Regions from separate parts of the Homo sapiens genome. Here region 2 is linked to region 1. A link is an interaction called in ENCODE POLR2A ChIA-PET data of the cell type or tissue named here. Cell type or tissue: IMR-90. All regions are shown on one strand.

Evidence for each region. Peaks named below come from ENCODE experiments on the same cell type or tissue, not always from the same donor. Only the 100,000 strongest peaks of a DNase experiment are listed, where the experiment ranks them.
Region 2: POLR2A ChIA-PET joins it to region 1 with 11 read pairs; 5 of 35 experiments call an interaction of 5 or more read pairs at or near these places.

Annotation. Positions count from the first base shown.
Region 1 is chr1:224,210,277-224,212,776 of GRCh38, reverse strand. It overlaps LOC101927143 (a long non-coding RNA gene), which reads left to right. Exons shown (of 2, transcript NR_110669.1): 1 at 1-22. Among named protein-coding and RNA genes, the nearest start is that of DEGS1, 28 kb to the right of the region's middle. RefSeq lists an enhancer at 1,725-1,894. In IMR-90, no CTCF peak of the experiment used is centred here; a DNase peak (open chromatin) is centred at 986.
Region 2 is chr1:224,139,808-224,142,307 of GRCh38, reverse strand. All of the region lies in intron 3 of FBXO28 (F-box protein 28), which reads right to left. The region is part of intron 2 of LOC124903813 (UPF0764 protein C16orf89-like); the gene reads left to right. Among named protein-coding and RNA genes, the nearest start is that of FBXO28, 27 kb to the right of the region's middle. In IMR-90, no CTCF peak of the experiment used is centred here; no DNase peak of the experiment used is centred here.

The DNA.
Region 1 (2,500 bases):
GTTTCCACCCACTGCAGCTGTGGTGAGTCTAGAGGCAGAAAATTCATAGCAGCCCATGCCCTTTGACCATGTTTCTGCTGGTCAGCCTGCACCTCACTCACACTACGCCCTGTGACACAACCCCAGACAGACTCTGGAGAACTCAAGGGGACGTGGAAGCCAGGCTCTGCCCGGAAGCTCCACTCAGGTCATCTTCAGGGAGCCGTGGGAGCATCATTGCCCTCCCCTTTCAAAGCTAGGTCTGTGCTTACTGCTCAGTTTTTTTCCAAACTAAACAATGTTTTTGAGAGATTCACAGAGAGATAAAAGCAATTAGGAATAAATGCCAGGGGGTGGTTAACACAAAGGTGGGGATATTGGTTACCTCTGGAGAGGAAAGGGGATGGAATGGCAGAGTGCTCAAGGGTCTCTGGAGGTGCTCCTGTCTCCAGTGTAGTCACGTGAGGTTCACTTTATTCTTTAATCTGTACATACACTTTTTTTTTTTTTCTGAGATGGAGTCCCACTCTGTCGCCCAGGCTGGAGTGCAATGGTGTGATCTCCGCTCACTGCAACCTCCACCTCCCAGATTCAAGCGATTCTCCTGCCTCAGCCTCCTGAGTAGCTGGGACTACAGATGTGTGCCACCACGCCTGGCTAATTTTTGTATTTTTAGTAGAGACAGGGTTTCACCATGTTGGCCAGGCTGGTCTCAAACTCCTGACCTCAAGTGATCCGCCTGCCTCGGCCTCCCAAAGTGCTGGGATTACAGGCGTGAGCCACTGTGCCTGGCCTGTACATACACATTCTCTATAAAATATTTTGAAATAAGCACTTTTAATTAATTAAGGATTGTTCTGGAAAAGAAAAAAACTTTCTACTGAAATAATTGGCTGAGATAGAAGTAATTATGTCTTAAATGATCTAGATAATTTTATGACTGGCTGAAGCCTCAGCATCAGAAGCAAGGGCTGAACATTTTGGCTTCCTGCCAACCTTGACTCACTGAGCAAATGAATTTACCTTCAACAATATGTACAGTCCAGATGTGCATTTGTGCCTGTCTCATTCTCAATATGAAATATGTTTTGAGAATTGTTTGGGGTAAAAACAACAAATGATCTCTTTTGTCCACATACTTTTCACCGTTCCTTCCTCGGCAGCCAAGTCGACTCAGCTGGCTCTTTGGGACCTGGCACATTAAAACTAAAATGTGCTCCAGTGGACTTCACTGTGTTTTTTTCTTTCTTTAACCAGCACAGGAGCTGCAGAAGGGCATTTTGAAGTCTGGAGGTAATGCCAGTTGGCCTGGGCAGGGAACAATGTGTGATTAAGCAGTGAAGGGGATAAGGGACAAATTCCGGGAGCCCTGCTTATCTCTGCTGGAATTACTGTACTGCAGGTCTCAAATCCTGAAGGATCCTGTATTTGTTTTCACCTGGAACCTGGACCACATTCAGGTGGCAGATTAAAATTAAGCCAAGTTCATTCCAGGCCATCCTAATGATTTTTTAATTAGCATCAGTGCACAGTGTAGTAATTTGCAGTTCATAGTCCACTTGTAAGTTGAAATTAGAAACTGCAAGGACAGTAATATAAGTGGGAGGAGAGATTTCATTAATCCCGTCAACAAATATTTATTGACTGCAGCTGTGCTAGTGGGTAATGATAATACAGCTAAGAGCCAAAACAAAGTTCCTCCCCTATGGGCCTTTCTTTCCAGTGGGAAGAGGGTACAGGGTACAGTCAATAAATCCAAATATATATATTTATGTATGCACACAGATATATATATAAAACAAGTGGAATGTGCTGTGAAGAAGAAGCAGGGTAAGGCTCTGGAAAGGGCCAAGGGTGTGCGTGAGTGGGGTGGTTACTGTATAGAGATTGGCCACGCCGGGTGCAGTGGCTCACGCCTGTAATCCCAGCACTTTGGGAGGCCGAGGTGGGCGGATCACCTGAGGTCTGGAGTTCGAGACCAGCCTGACCAACATGGAGAAACCCCATCTCTACTAAAAATACAAAATTAGCCAAGCGTGGTGGCGCATGCCTGTAATTCCAGCTACTCGGGAGGCTGAGGCAGGAGAATGGCTTGAACCCGGGAGGCAGAGGTTGCTGTGAGCTGAGATCGTGCCATTGCACTCCAGCCTGGGCAATAAGAGTGAAACTCCCTCTCAAAAAAAAAAAAAAAAAAAAAAAGAGAGATTGGCCAGGAAAGGCCTCTGGCAAGATGATCTCTGAAGGAAGTGAGAGTAAGTGGTGCAGCTTTTGGGAGGAAGATAGTGCTGGGCAGAGGGAAGAGCAAAGGCTACGTCTCTGCATTCCAAGATTACAAATAGAGGGTAACATTCACCCTCCACCCCTCAACGCCTCTTTCCTGTGACCTTCGGGAGCTGCAGAACTTCAGTGTCCATCAGTCAGAGGCAATGCCCCTGACCCAGACGCCTCTAGTTGAGAGATAGACAGAGCTGGATTTATAGCACCACAGACCTGACCTGGAATGAGACTTGCAAGTATGTCA
Region 2 (2,500 bases), 70 kb after region 1:
TAATCTCAGCTCACTGCAACCTCTACCTCCTGGGTTCAAGCGATTCTCCTGCCTCAGCCTCCCGAGTAGCTGGGACTACAGGTGCACGCCACCACGCCTGGCTAATTTTTGCATTTTTAGCAGAGACTGGGTTTTGCCATGTTGGCTAGGCTGGTCTCTAACTCCTGACCTCAGGTGATCCGCCTGCCTCGGCCTCCCAAAGTGCTGGGATTACAGGCGTGAGCCACCATGCCTGGCCCCAAAAATTAAAAAAAAAAAAAAAATTTAATGTGCCTGTAGAGTCCCAGGTACTTGGGAGGTCGAGGTGGGAGGATTGTCTTGAGTCTAGGAGGTCACGACTACAATGAACTGTGGTCATGCCACTGCACTCTAGCCTAGGTGATTCAGCAAGACCCAGTATCAAAAAAAAAAAAAAATTAATGTAGCCTCAGTATGCAGTGTTTACAAAGTGTACAGTAATGTCCTAGGCTTTCACATTCACTCACCACTCACTCACTGACTTACCCAGAGAAACTGAGTTTCATTCATGATAAATGCCCTATACAGGTGTACCATTTTTTTATACCCTACTTTTACTGTACCTTTTCTATGTTTAGATATACAAATATGATTGTGTTATAATCACCTACAATAGTCAGTACGGTAACATGCTGTACAGGTTTGTAGTTCAGGAGCAATAGACTATACCATATAGCCTATGTGTGTAAGAACCATCTAGGTTTGTGTAAATACACTCTATGATGTATGTTCACATGACAAAGTGACCTAACAATGCATCTCTTGGGATGGATCCTCTTTGCTAAATGACGCATGATTGCATCTTTTTTTTTTTTTTTTGAGACACAGTCTTGCTCTGTCGCCCAGGCTGGAGTGCAGTGGTGCAATCTTGGCTCACTGCAAGCTCCGCCTCCCGGGTTCACACCATTCTCCTGCCTCAGCCTCCCAAGTAGCTGGGACTACAGGCACCCGCCACCATGCCTGGCTAATTTTTTGTATTTTAATTAGAGACAGGGTTTCACCTGTTAGCCAGGATGGTCTCCATCTCCTGACCTCGTGATCCGCCCACCTCGGCCTCCCAAAGTGCTGGGATTACAGGCGTGAGCCACCATGCCCGGCCGATTGTATCTTTTTTTCCCCACTATGTCTTGCCCAGGCTGGAGTGCAGTGGTTTGATCTCGGCTCACTGCAGCCTCCGCCTCCCAGGTTCAAGCGATTCTCCTATCTCAGCCTCATGAGTAGCTGGGACAACAGGTGTTTGCCACTACACTTGGCTAATTTTGCATTTTTAGTAGAGAAAGGGTTTCACCATGTTGGCCAGGCTGGCATATCTTTTCTTATTTCTCAGAATAATTTTTTTTTTTTGAGACAGAATCTCACTCTGTTGCCCAGGCTGGAGTGCAGTGGTACGATCTCGGCTCACTGCAACCTCCACCTCCCAGGTTCAAGCGATTCTCCTGCCTCAGCCTTCTGAGTAGCTGGAATTACAGGCACGTGCCACCATGCTCGGCTAATTTTTTGTATTTTTAGTAGAGATGGGGTTTCACCATGTTGGCTAGGCTGGTCTAGAACTCTTGACCTCAGGTGATCCGCCCACCTCAGCCTCCCAAAATGCTGGGATTACAGGTGTGAGCAATCCTGCCCGGCCTGCTATATTCTCTTTAATATGAAAACAGACTTTTATTTTTTTTAAAGGCTCATGGCTGTATATATTTATTTTGGGACAAGCATAGTAAAAGGAGAAATGTTCCCAACTAATCTTGATTTTTAAGAGTATCGCCACATTAAAATCAACTTTAAAAGAAACAAAAACAACATTCTGTAAGCATTAAACTTAAATGGAAGCATATCCCTCAAAATAACTGACCTACGTTCTTCAAAAATGTGATGATCAAGTGACACAAAGAGAGCCTAGGGAACTGTTCCAGATATAAGATTACAGTCCATGCATGGTTCTCGATTACATTCTGTATTAACAAAAAAAATTGCTAGGAAGAGTATTATTGGAATATGTGATGAAACTTGAATATGAACTGTCAACTACAGAACAGTATTACATCAGTGTTACAAATTTCTGATTTTGCTCTCTGTACTGTGGTTAAGTAAGAGTATCCTAGCTTTTAGGAAATACAATGAAATATTTAGGAACTAAGGAGCACAGTGTCTCCAACTTATTTTCAAGTGGTTCAGGAAAAAAAAGTATTTATATTTTATTTTCTTGAGACAAGATCTTGCTCTGTCACCCAGGCTGGAGTGCAGTGGAATGATCATAGCTCATTGCAGCCTTGACTGCCCAGGCTCAAGCAATCGTCCCACCTCAGCCGCCCAAGGAGCTGGGGCTACAGGTGCATGCCACCACACCCAGCTAATTAATTTTTTTTTTAGAGACGGGGGTCTTACTTTGCAGCCCAGGTTGGTCTCGAACTCCTGGCGGCTTCAAGCCATCTGCCCGTCTCAGCCTCCCAAAGTATTAGGATTACAGGCATGAGCCACCACGCCTGGC